2 separate regions of the Homo sapiens genome follow, and region 2 is linked to region 1. The links are chromatin contacts, found by Hi-C in ENCODE. All regions are on one chromosome and are shown on one strand. Each heading gives the region's core, a stretch centred on a gene start or an enhancer-like site at or near the end of the contact. The rest is flanking DNA. Distances are from core to core; before and after follow the strand shown.

Evidence for each region. Hi-C counts contacts between places; a loop is a spot of excess contacts on that map. Pooled maps may share reads with other maps.
Region 2: a pooled map shows a loop between it and region 1 (6-fold over the local background). The contact joins the promoter of GRAMD1C here to the promoter of SLC35A5 in region 1. A Hi-C loop is called at or near these places in 6 of 50 pooled maps.

What each region holds. Positions count from the first base shown.
Region 1 is chr3:112,557,589-112,564,254 of GRCh38, forward strand. SLC35A5 (solute carrier family 35 member A5) reads left to right here and starts at 4,457. Exons shown (of 7, transcript NM_017945.5): 1 at 4,457-4,685; 2 at 5,797-5,945. The coding sequence starts at 5,816. It overlaps ATG3 (autophagy related 3), which reads right to left and starts at 4,374. Exons shown (of 12, transcript NM_022488.5): 1 at 3,869-4,374; 2 at 788-829. The coding sequence starts at 3,940. RefSeq lists enhancers at 3,136-3,945, 3,946-4,755, 6,376-6,666.
Region 2 is chr3:113,833,601-113,840,400 of GRCh38, forward strand. It overlaps GRAMD1C (GRAM domain containing 1C), which reads left to right and starts at 5,188. Exons shown (of 18, transcript NM_017577.5): 1 at 5,188-5,336. The coding sequence starts at 5,310. RefSeq lists a silencer at 5,201-5,400.

The DNA of each region.
Region 1 (6,666 bases), core at 3,207-5,706:
GCCTGGTGACAGAGGGAGACTCCGTCTCAAGAAAAAAAAATTAAAAAAACCACAAAGATTTGGAACTAGACAAATTCCATCACAACTGAAAATTGAAAGATCAGTTAATTCTCTAGCTCCACACCTTGGACCTTAACAGCAGCAGCCTTATCATAAAATAAGGCTTAAAACGTTTGTTTCAAAACAGTGAATAAAGTTCTATTGCCAAAAAGTGGTGTTTTCATTGGCAGAAAAAAAAAAATTCAAGCTTAAATAAATTGTCTCTTATTAAGAACAACCTAAGTCTGATAAAACCATAATTATTCATAAAATTGGAGCCTGAAAAGGTTTTTAGCCCAGTATTTACTTCTCCACCGACAACGAAATAGAACTCTTAAGAGAAAACAATATCTAAGTAGTAAGCAAAGTTTTCCAATGAAAAGCATGAAAACTCACATTTGATGTAAACAGAACCAAGACACCACAGACATTACAGAGCTTACTGCACAGCTCAATATAACACCAATACAAGTCAAGGATAAGTGACATAGGACTCATTTTGATCCCTTCTTTCACCCTCATTTCTAAATAAAGAGGAACTACAGAGAAATATGAGAAGTGGCAAACTGACGGGGAAGTTACATCTTTTCTTCTATGGGAAGTAGAAATTCCCATAAATCACAGTCATAAAACCTAATTTTACTCAAATCAAAATTAAAGTTCAAGATGTTTTCTTATGAAGCAGAAAAGCCACCTAGTTTAGTATTATTGTAAAATAAAAAGACTTCAGTATATCTTCAGCACTCACCTCTTCTGGGGTAATTACACCTGTTTCCTTAAACTTTGATTCCTAAAAAAAGCAGAAAGAAAAACAATATTATATCATGTTTCACTATCAATTAAATATATTTTGGGGGCAATTATTTGCCTGGTGCCCTTCTAGGCAATAGAGCACATACAAAAAAAAATTAGTCTATCTATCTAATCTATAATCTATCTAATCTACCTATCTACCTACCTCATTGGTATCTATCTATATCTATCTATCTGTTTCACTCACTGGTAATGACCACAGGAATATACAAGTCTAATGTAGGAAACAGACATGAAAATAATTATAATACTATCAGATCAGTGCTATAATAGAGTAAAGCTCTATGTAGAAACATTCTTTTTTTTTTTTTTTAAGATGGAGTTTCACTCCTGTTGCCCAGGCTGGAGTGCAGTGGCGCCATCTTGGCTCACGGCAACCTCCACCTCCCGGGTTCAAGCGATTCTCCTGCCTCAGCCTCCTGCCTGTAGCTGGGATTACAGGCATGTGCCACCATGCCCGGCTAATTTTTGCATTTTTAGTAGAGACAGGGTTTCTCCATGTTTGTCAGGCTGGTCTCGAACTCCTGACCTCAGGTGATCCACCCGCCTCGGCCTCCCAATGTGCTGGGATTACAGGCGTGAGCCACTGCGCCCGGCCAAGCTCTATGTACAAACATTCTAAGATTTAAATAAAAATAAAGCCTTACAGTGATTCTGTGAAATGAACAAATACCTTTATTTTACAGCACAGCAAAAATGTCTTAAAGATGTTTAGACATCTTACAATTCAGCCAGTCTTATTTAAACTGAATAATGTTAGAAACCAAATCTAGAAATTATTTAGCATTTTCCTCTAATTCTCATCTCCACCAAGATACTGACACACTATTCTCTAAATTTTTCTAAACTTTAAGTTATATGTAAGATTTTCTGGTAGAGTCTACAAAAATGAAAACACTCATTTATAAACATTATTCATTCAACAAATGTTTACTATGTGCCAGACACTATTTGAGGCAGTGGGGATATTTGGGGGTGAATAACATAAATACAAATTTATTCTTGCCCTCATAAGGAGTTTCAACTCCAGTTGAGGAAGAAAAGCCAAATGGTAATGAATAACATACCATAAAGAAAAATGAAGCTGAGAGGAATCTGTGGGGTGGCTGGGGAGAGATGGCCATTTAAAATAGAATGGTAAGAGAACAAAGACTTCACTGAATAATGACTTAAAAACCTTAAGGAAAGGAACATGCCATAAGGCTGTTAAGTGCGAAGCGCGTTTCAGATAGAGGGAAGAGCACATGCAAAACCCCAAACCAAGAGTGTGCTTAACAGAATAATAAAGAGATCAGGTTAGCTTAAGCAACAGCAGTCAGGGGATGGAGCAGATGAGATTGGGGCCTCTACCAATTAAGCAGAACCTTAGAGATGATTGTAAGAACTTCAGTGTTTACTGCATGTACATACTCCAAACAAAACATGATTTTTCTTAATTTTTACTTGCTAGGAGAAGGCTATTACTTATTTCCTGAGGATTTTGTTCTTTCTCCTTGCCCTCCCTAAGCAGGAAACTGTAAGGATTCTCTCTGTAAACAACAGTTTGCACAGGAGTATCAAGGAGACGGTCATTCATTCTTTCCTTTTTACTAAAGACATATACCATACATACTGACATGCCAACAGTTCCTTTTCAGTTTGGTGAGCAAGTATGATGGACTCCTGAAAACATAATTCTACATCATACATTTTATATTTCATTTGGGCAGTCTCTTGCTCCTCTCTCCCGGAAACTAAAAAGTTGTACAATGGTGTATTATTAAAATACTGTATACCTAGGTAGATATGATATTCTGAAAAGTTAACATAATTATGTAAAAGCATTTGATTCAAATGTGAAAATTATTTTCCAATCTTAGTTTGACTGAATAATCTTAAAATGACTTTCACAGTAAACAAATGTAAGCAAAGCAACAGTTGAAATTCTCATTTATAATCGCTGGTTTATTTCTTACTTGGCCAATAAGTTATTCTTTTAAAAGGAGCTTTACAAAAACGTATTTTAAAAAGTATAGACCTAGTACTTCCCTTTGTCATGGAAAGGGAGCAAAGCAAAACTCTCCACTATTCTTAGCATATTAAGGTATTTCACCCCCACACTGAGATTGGTACATTCTAACTGAAAGCTTAAAAACAACTAGAAAAAAAAAACAAAAACTAAGCAAGAACTTCCCATTAATTTACTATTCTTGCTCACTTTTCAGAAAGCAAAAATGAAGTTACAACAAAACACTCCAAAAGAGTTATAAAAGAAAAGCTTGAAGGCAGTTGTAGAAATTTACCTTTAAAAAAAAAATCAGTCACTACTGTAACAGCTAATGTGTCACAATTTTTTACTTTAAAAATGCTGTACTGTTGCCAATATATTTTTAAAAATTATACAGCCAGGAAGGTCAAACCGTGCCTTGTTATCACTAATAACCAGCTACGGCTATCTGAAAAGCTTGGGAAAAAGGTTTTGCTCGTTAGATGGGTTCAAGGTTACTGAATGAGATAATGTTGCCAATTTCACCTCCTTCCTCTGAAATCTAAACGAGTTGGGATCGCAGTCACAACTTCCCCACTACAGCGGACTTTCATGAAACTTAAAGGAAAAGTGACCTCACCTCAGGTCTCTTTTGACCTCTGTGTGTCAAACACTAAATTCATTTTTTAAAGAGAAGCAAAATCCTTGCTTAAAAAGGCTAAAAGACTTCCAGTGTTTGGATTTAACGTTCTTCAATCTACTCAGCCTCCGAACACCCTTCCAACCCGACGTACCCGACCGCGCAGAGTTATGACGGGAGAAGGCAGGAACACGCAGAGCGTCGCTCCAAGTTTACCCCTGAGGAGTCAGAAAGCCCTAACGAACAGCCGGTTAAGACTACGGGTGGGGGCTGCACACTTCCCTGTGTCTCGAGCCCTACTGCCTTCCTACACCTTGCCCCGCCGGAGAAAGCGGGGACTCCTGCGGCGCCTGGTCCCTGAAAAGTCGAGCATGTGCCTGACAGCTCCCGGCAACCCTGGCCTGGCTTACCTTGAGGACCGGGGTCAGGTACTCAGCCACTTCCAGTGCCTTTCCCTTCACAGTATTAATCACATTCTGCATCCTGGGGCCGGAGTAGCGGCCGGCCCCGCGACGGGATGGAAAGTGCAGCCGTGTCAGGGGCCAGGGAGTCAGAAAATGTCCTCGCTGCCACCGACTCGCATCAGCACCCGGCTGGCAGCACCCGAGGGGACGGGACGCGACGCGACGGGACGGGCGGGACGAGGGGGCGGGGCGGCAGGCACAGCGCGCGAAGACGGGGTGCGCGATCCTCGCACCCCAGGCAGCCCGCGACGGACCGGACCCAGCTGTCACCCAGCCGCGAGGGAGGGCAGCGGGGCCGAAGGGAGACCTGAGGTGAGAAGCGGACGCACACGCACCCCTCGCCCTCTGCGAGCTGTCTGTCCTCGCTTTGCTTCACTCGCGCCCCTTCCGGCTTCCCTTCCTTCTCACTCTCTTGCCGTAGCTGCGCCGCCACCGGGGCCTCACGTGACACTAGACTCTCCCGGCACGTGACGTGAGAAAGGGGCCGGGCTGGGGCGGGATAAGCCGCTTCTCCCCTCCTTCCGGAAGCGTAACACTGAACGTGCCTGCGCAATGGGTGTCGGGTCCGCTTTTTCCCAATCCGGACGTAATCGTGGTTTTTGTTCTGCAATAGGCGGCTTAGAGGGAGGGGCTTTTTCGCCTATACCTACTGTAGCTTCTCCACGTATGGACCCTAAAGGCTACTGCTGCTACTACGGGGCTAGACAGTTACTGTCTCAGCTCTAGGATGTGCGTTCTTCCACTAGAAGCTCTTCTGAGGGAGGTAACCGCGCCCCGCGGGCAAGGAATTGCGCCTGCGTCTGAGGGGAGGGTGCGCCAGTGAAGAGCCCTACTGCGCATGTGTGACTAGAAGGGTAGTCCCTGACTGTGAAGGGAAATCTGGCCCCCTCCTGTCGGGGAGGCGTCCTGTAGGCGTGCGCCCAATGGGGCTGTCAGTATTGGCATTTCTCCCCACTCCCCGCAGGCTCTATGCGCTATTCCTACAGTACGCTGGGAGGCTTTGGGCAAGTTACTTACCCAACCTGGGGTTTAGTGTCCTCAGCCTATCAAAAGAGGGCCTTAGATTCATTGATTTCTACGATCTCCTCCATTTCAAACACTAACTAGTTCAGTAAAACTTTACAGCAGTGTTTCAGATATTTCCATTTTGGTCGTTATTGTAATGAAGTCTGTCCTAATAAGCTTTTTCCTCCGAGGGAAAAGAGGAGGAAAATACAATTCTGAAAGCCTTATCTTACAGCAAAATTATTTACTAATAAGAGTAAAAGCGAGGCCGGGCGCGGTGGCTCACGCCTGTAATCCCAGCACTTTGGGAGGCAGAGGCGGGCGGATCACAGTCAGGAGTTCGAGACCAGCCTGGCCAACATAGTGAAACCCCGTCTCTACTAAAAATACAAAAATTAGCCGGGCGTGGTGGCGGGCGCTTGTAGTCCCAGCTATTCTGGAGGCTGACGCAGGAGAATCGCTTGAGTCCGGTAGGTAGGGGTTGCAGTGAGCCAAGACCGCGCCGTTGCACTCCAGCCTGGGTGACAGAGCGAGACTCCGTCTCAAAATACATAAATAAATAAAATTTAAAAATAAAATTCAAAATTGCTTTGAAGAATTCTTTTCTGCTGTTGCAAAGTGTCATTTGCTCACCTGCTACCTTTGTCAGCAGGTCTAATCTGGTTCTACGTTTTCTGTCTCCAGAGTACTCCCTCTTATCAGATTTTCACTTTCCTTTTGTCATAGTTTCTTTATGCCTCAACTTTCTTGGTGCTGATATAGTCATAGCCAAAATTTTTTAAAAATTCCTTTTTTGTCCTCACGATCAATGGTATTTGCGTTTAGGGTCTGCCAACAAGGTCGTTCATGAAAGTGTTTTTCTCTTTAAGGTAATTAAAAAACAGTGGAATGGAAAAACAGTGCTGTAGTCATCCTGTAATATGCTCCTTGTCAACAATGTATACATTCCTGCTAGGTGCCATATTCATTGCTTTAAGCTCAAGTCGCATCTTACTAGTGAAGTATTCTGCCAATGAAGGTAAGTTAAGACTTGGTATATGCATGGAGCACTTCCATCTAATCACACATCTCTCTCTTGCCTTTGGTTCTGTTATATATAACATGGAAATAATAATGCCTTTTGCTTCATGTGAGTGATAAAGCATATTTAAATTTGATTATTTAACCTTGCATTCCTCAACAAGAAAAAATGTTTGATAATGGATGAAATGTGAGTCAATCAGATACAAAAATCAAACCCTTTGGTGAAGAACCAGTCGTAACATTTGACTGTTAATTCAATCAACAGGTGTTTCTGGACCTATAGCAAAATGTGTAATTGCGCCTTATTTTGAAGTAGAAGGATATATTTGTTTGGTCACTTGGCATTTGTGAGGTACTTACTATTGTAATTATTGTATCAATGGTAAGGTGTCAGCATTATATTGTGCGGTCATATTGTATCAACAGTATAAATTATAAGCTTTGATAAGTATGTATTTAAGAAATCTTTTTTTATGTAGGGATTTAAGCAAACACTTTAATTCCACAAAACTGTATTGAGTACTTCTTACTAGTTATTGAGTGAAGGGGTGGGTTGCCCCTCCACATCTGTGGGTGTTTCTCGTTAGGTGGAACGAGAGACTTGGAAAAGAAAGGGACATAGACAAAGTATAGAGAAAGAAAAAAGGGGGCCCAGGGGACCGGCGCTCAGCACACGGAGGATCTCTGCCAGCCTCTGAGTTCCATTAGTATTTATT
Region 2 (6,800 bases), core at 3,938-6,437, 1.3 Mb after region 1:
ACAATTCTTCGAGAATAAGGTCTGTACTGCTACCTCTGATACTACGAATCAGTACCAGGAATGTGGGCTATTGTAGAGTAGGGGATGGTACCAGGGTAAGTTAAAATAAAATGTCACAAAAGTCTTTTACTGAGACTCAGCTGTTTTTTCTTAATTAAGCATTCCCCTGATTGTGGTAAGGTTTTGGTGACATTCCAGATTTCCAAATAAATTGTTTCTGACAGCTCTTGCCACCTTTTTTGTTGCTTTTGTGGAAGTACAGACTTTTGAAGTTCCCCACTCTGCCATTTTCGTTGATGTTGCTCCTCCTCATTCTTTTAAAAATTATTATGAAACTGCACAGAATTCCAAATTCTAATGGATGGAGGTTTGTCATTTATTTAACCAGTCCTTTATTGATGATGATTTGTTTTCAATTTTTACTACCAACTATTCTTCTAGGAATAACTTTGGATTATTTTGCATGTGTGCAATTAAATCTATAGGAAAAATTGCAGAAGTTGGTACTGCTGAAGAGTATATGCATTTTGTAATTTTTGAAGCTATTGCCAAATTCGCTATATTACTTTACACCTCCATTATTATTATTATTATTTTGAGACAGAGTCTCACCCTGTCACCCAGGCTGGAGTGTAGTGGTGCAATCTTGGCTCACTGCAACTTCCGCCTCCTGGGTTCAAGCGATTTTCCTGCCTCAGCCTCCCAAGTAGCTGGGATTACAGGCGCCTGCCACCACGCCTGGCTAATTTTTGCATTTTAGTAGAGACAGGGTTTCACCATGATGGTCAGGCTGGTCTCGAACTCCTGACCTCAAAGGATCCACCTGCCTTGGTCTCCTGAAGTGCTGGGATTACAGGCATGAGCCACCGCACCCAGCCTCTACACTTCCATTATAAGAGTCCTGTATCCCCACGGTCTTGTCAGCAGAATGCGTTTTCAAATTTCTGTACTTTTTGTCAAACTAGTAAGTGAAAAATAGTATTTCAGTGTGGTTTTAATTTCTATGCTATTCTGAGTGAAACTGAGGATCTTTTATATTTTTAAGAGACATTTGCCCAGGCACGGTGGCTTACACCTGTAATCCCAGCACTTTGGAAGCCCAAGGAGGGTGGATCATGAGGTCAGGAGTTCGAGACGAGCCTGATCAGCATGGTGAAACTCTGTCTCTACTAAAAAAAAAAAAAAAAAAATTAGCTGGGCGTGGTGGTGGGCACCTGTTATCCCAGCTACTCCAGAGGCTGGGACAGGAGAATCGCTTGAACACAGGAGGTGGAGTTTGCAGTGAACTGAGGTCGTGCCATTGCACTCTAGCCTGGTGACAAAAGTGAAACTCCGTCTCAAAAAAAAAAAAAAAAAGACACTGATATTTCCTTTTCCATGAACTTTCTGACATATACTTTAACAATTTTAACTTGACTATGGTTTTTCCATATGTTTTTCTGGGAGCTGTTTACATATTAGTGTGATCTCACTTTAAATACATGACCATTAATCTCCTAATTAAGCATTCCCCTGATTGTGGTAAGCAGGGATTTCTGGGAGCTGTTTACATATTAGTGTGATCTCACTTTAAATACATGACCATTAATCTCAATGAGGCATTTGTGTTGCCCAGCAATGCTACTGTTTTACTGTTTTCCTAAAACATTAGTCAGTTCATTCACCTGTGCTCCTAAGTATTTCATAATTTCTCCTTTCTCTTCAAACTTCTAACAACTTTTCTTCCATATTCACTTTCACCTTATGTTCTATTTCACTGCAAAATATATCAATGCTCTTCAGCCAAAGTCCAGGAGAACCATAGCTGTAGTTAGACAACATTGTGTTTATTGACTCATTGCAATGAGGGTGAAAAAATACCATGGAGAACCATGAGGACATCTCAGTGAAAGGGTGTTAGAAAGGTCTTACTACAGGATTTGGGTTTGTGTTCAGTGATTTTGCGAGGAGGATTCAAGAAGTGGAGCTTTGTCCCAGATTACATATTGTCAATAAGATGTGGTTATTCTGATTGGGTATCTTAATACATCTTATCTAGAAGGTAGGTGGAATAAAGTGAAGCTAAAGCTGTTATTGGGAAAAAGGCAGCAGTCAGTCATATTAGTCAGCATAGGGACATAGTCATTTCTGTGTTTCGAACGATGTTCACATTTTTGTCTGTGTTTAGACATGATTACCCAGTGGCCTTCTTTTTGTCTTACTCTATCATGATCATACAGTGGCCTTGCTTAATATTAGTGTTCTGTGACGTTTTTTATGTTTAACAGAACACAGTTTATGCAAAGTTTTGCAGAATGAGGATGGAAACCTGTCTTTTACTGATTATCTTATTAAGTAATTTGTCCTTTAGTATGTCATATATATTTAAGAAATATGCTCATGGCCAGGTGCAGTGGCTCACGCCTGTAATCTCAGCACTTTGGGAGGTTGTGGCGGGTGGATCACTTGAGGCCAGGAATTTGAGACCAGCCTGGCCAACATGGTGAAAGCCCATCTCTACTAAAAATACAAAAATTAGCCGGGCATGGTGGTGGGCGCCTGTAGTCCCAGCTACTCAGGAGGCTGAGGCAGGAGAATTGCTTAAACCTGGGAGGCAGAGGTTACAGTGAGTCAAGATTGTGCCACTGCACTCCAGTCTGGGGGACAGAACGAGACTCTGTCTCAAAAAAACAAAAACAAAACAAAACAAAAAAGAAATACACTCAGTGTCTGACATTTTGTGGAACTGGATTCAACTCCTTTCCATCTCTTCAACTTTACATTATGATTTTTAAATATATGTAAACAGTAAAAGAATAACTGAATAGTAGTATACCCTCCACTTAGGTCCAATAATTAACGTTTCGCTATTTTGTTTTCTCTGTGTATTCATCTTCGTGGAAGCATTTGGAAGCAAGTTGCAGACATGGTGCTACTTCACTCCTAAATACTTTTTTTTTTTTACATCCCCATGGATAACAGGGAACTCCTAAATATTTTAGTGTGAGTTTTCTAATATTAAAGACACCCTGCAACATAGCCACAAGTTATTATTATTATTATTATTTATTATTATTATTTGAGACGGAGTTTCACTCTTCTTGCCCAGGCTGGAGTGCAATGGCCTGATCTCGGCTCCCTGCAGCCTCCACTTTCCAGGTTCAAGCGATTCTCCTGCCTCAGCCTCCCAAGTAGCTGAGATTACAGGTGCTCACCATCACGCCCGACTAATTTTTGTATTTTTAGTAGAGACAGGGTTTCACCATGTTGGCCAGGTTGGTCTCAAACTCCTGACCTCAGGTGATCCTCCCACCTCAGCCTCCCAAAGTGCTGGGATTACAGGCTTGAGCCACCACGCCCAGCTGCCAAAAATTATTAATTATCCATAAATGAATATCCATAAATGTATACATAAATCATTAATTATCCTGTAACATCAACTCTAATAGCCATTTCATATTCACTATTCCTCAATTGTTCTAGAATGTCTTCCCTCCCTCCCTTCCTTCCTTCTTTCCTTCCTTCCTTCCTTCCCTCTCTCTCTCTTTCTTTCTCTCTCTCTGTCTCTCTTTTCTGGAGATGGGGCCCCCCTGTTTTGCCCAGGCTGGTCTTGAACTCCTGGACACAAGCAACCCTCCCACCTTAGTCTCCCAAAGTGCTGGAATTACATGAGTTAGCCACTGTGCCTGGCTTAGAATGTCTTTTTTATAGCTGTTTGGTTGGGAACTCTGAACCCCAAATATCTGAGACAGGCCTCAGTTAATTTAGAAAATTTATTTTGTGAAGGTTAAGGACACACCTGTGACACAGTCTCAGGAAGTCCCAATGACATGTGTCCAAGGTGGTTGGGGTACAGCTTGCTTTTATATATTTTGGGCAGACCTAATACATCAATCAATACATGTAAGATTTACATTGTTTCAATCTGGAAGGGGAGACAGCTCCAAGGCGAGAAGGAGGAACTTTCAGGTCATTGGTACATAAAAAAATTTTCTGATTTGCAATTGGTTGAAAGCGTTATTATTGACTGGGAGCTGTGGCTTGCACGTGTAATCCCAGCACTTTGGGAGGCCGAAGGGGGCAGACTGCTTGAGTCCAGGAGTTCGAGACCAGTCTGGGCAACATGGCGAAACCCTGTCTCAAAAAACAAACAAACAAACAAACAAACAAACAAACAAAGTAGTTAAGCATGGTGGCACACGCCAGTAGTCCCAGCTACTCGAGAGGCTGAGGTGGGAGGATTGGTTGAGTCCGGGAGGTGGAGGTTGCAGTGAGCAGAGATTGCGCCACCGCACTCCAGCTGGTCTAATAGAGCCAGAACCTGTCTCAAAAGAAAAAGAGAAAAAAGAGTTATTATCAGTAGAAAGGAATGTCTGGGTTAGGATAAGGGGTTGTGGATACCAAGGTTTTATCATGCAGATGCAGCCTCCAAGTAGCAGGTGTCCGAGGCAATAGATGATAAATATTTCTTCTCAGACTTAAGGTCTGTGTTGATGTTAATGAGGCATGTCCAATCCCCTCTTTCATCATGGCCTGAACTAGATTTTCAGGTTAAATTTGGAACGCTCTTGGCCAAGAGGAGGGGTCCATTTAGATGGCTGGGGGTGGGCCTCGGCATTTTATTTTTGGTTTACAGAACCAAGAATCTGCAATACGTACAGCAGTTAATCAGTAACTTCAATCCTTTATTGGAAGGAACAAGAGTTTCCTGGCCGGGGGCGGTGGCTGACGCCTGTAATCCCAGCACTTTGGGAGGCCAAGGCCAGCGGATTGCCTGAGGTGGGGAGTTCGAGACCAGCCTGACCCACATGGTGAAACCTTGTCTCTACTAAAAATACAAAAATTATCCGGGCGTGGTGGCAGGCGCCTGTAACCACAGCTACTCGGGAGGCTGAGGCAGGAGAATCGCTTGAACTGGGAGGCGGAGGTTGCAGTTAGCCGAGACGGGGCCTTGGCACTCCATCCAGCCTGAGGAATGAGAGCGAAACTCCGTCTCAAAAAAAAAAAAAAAAAGTTTCCGAGCAATTCACCTTTTCGCACATTGGGGCAGGGTATGCCATTTCCTGGGAGGCACAGTAGTTTGAGGTTGGGAATAGGGAAGTCTCATTGTGACCCCTAGAAAGACAAGCCTTCAGGCTAACCCGGTAACACCCATCGTCAGGAATCCTTCACGGCCGCCAGAGGGCGCAAGGAGCTGCGGCTGGAAGTACTCGGAGGGCCGGCGGAGGAGGCGCGCGGAGCCTGTAACTCGCAGCGCGCGCTGGAGGTGGGCGCGGGGCGGTGCGGTGCGGTGCGCGCGGGGCGGTGCCGCGGCGGCGGAGGGAGCCGCGATGGAGGGCGCTCCGACTGTCCGTCAGGTAAGCCGCGGGCCTCGCTGGGGCAGGTTCCCATCTGTGGCTTTAGCCTACTTTTTCTCACGGTGATTGCTTGAACCTTCTCAGATTACAGTTAATCCCTCCCTTCCCTTTTCTTCGTGCTCTTTGGAGTAATACGGAAAGTTGTTACCGAGGAAACGGTTTCCTGTGCCTCTGCGAGCCCTTTCCCTACGGGCGGTGGTGGGGACATTTGCTTCCCTGTGGGCGTTGAGGGCTTGAATTTGGTCCCGAAATGTCCTGGTGCGGATGTCTCAGCCCCAGGCCCCCTTGGGTCAGGCCCCATGGTCGTGATTCTGACCCACTGTCAACGTTTTTTCCAGCCTTGCCCCCTTCCTTTCATTCTCAGCCCTGTTGTAAAGGTCCGGATAGTTTAAATCACTGTGCTGTCAGCCAAGTTTTTGATTTCAACTAGTCTAGTTTTATTTGTTTACTACCTTATTTGACAAAACGGAAAGCGTGCTTATTAATATTCAGGATGAAACCCCGCTTTTGTTGGACGGGCGCCTGCGTTTCTGAACACCATCCTCCTTCTACATTGGTTTGTGTGTATGTATTTTACTTTTAGAGAACTGCGGTCAGTGCTATATCTTCTGAAGAGCGTTATAGTTTACAGATTAGTGGAGGTACACAAATAATTGTTGAATGAACAGATGAATGAGTGTTATTTCACTTGATTTGAAAAACATTACTATGAAATAGTCAAGCTGGATATTCATGAACCCAATCAGTCACTGATTCAGTTATGTCCCTGGCACTGGGTGTTCGGGATTAGATGGTGATTAACACAGACATGATCCCTGCTCTCAATAAGCTTATTGTCTAGACTAGAGATAAAATTATTTCCTCTATTGTAGAGTTAAGGAACAGATGTACAGAGATTGACTTTGCTAAGGACCACACAGCTAATAAGTCAGAGAGACAGGAATCTACTGTAGCCACCCCAGAAAGCCAGAATGGACCCCCATCCCAAATTTGATTCAGGTGTAGAAACTGATGATGCCACACACACACCATGAGGTTGGAGTAGAAACTGATGATGCCACACACACACCCTGAGGTTGGAGTGCAGTGGCGCAATCTCGGCTCACTGCAAGCTCTGCCTCCCGGGTTCACGCCATTCTTCTGCCTCAGACTCCCCAGTAGCTGGAACTACAGGCGCCCGCCACCACGCCCGGCTAATTTTTTGTGTTTTTAGTAGAGACGGGGTTTCACCGTGTTAGCCAGGATGGTCTTGAACTCCTGACCTCATGATCCGCCCGCCTCGGCCTCCCAAAGTACTGGGATAACAGGCTTGAGCCACCACCGCGCCCGGCCCTGAAAAAGTCTTTTACTTACATAATTAAGGTCTCCAGGGAGAGCAAGGCAGGCCTCTCAAGCAGCACTAAAATGGCTTAAGAGAGCCTCAGGAAAAAACTGGCTCCAGGTCTTTTTTTCACCCTTGATGTT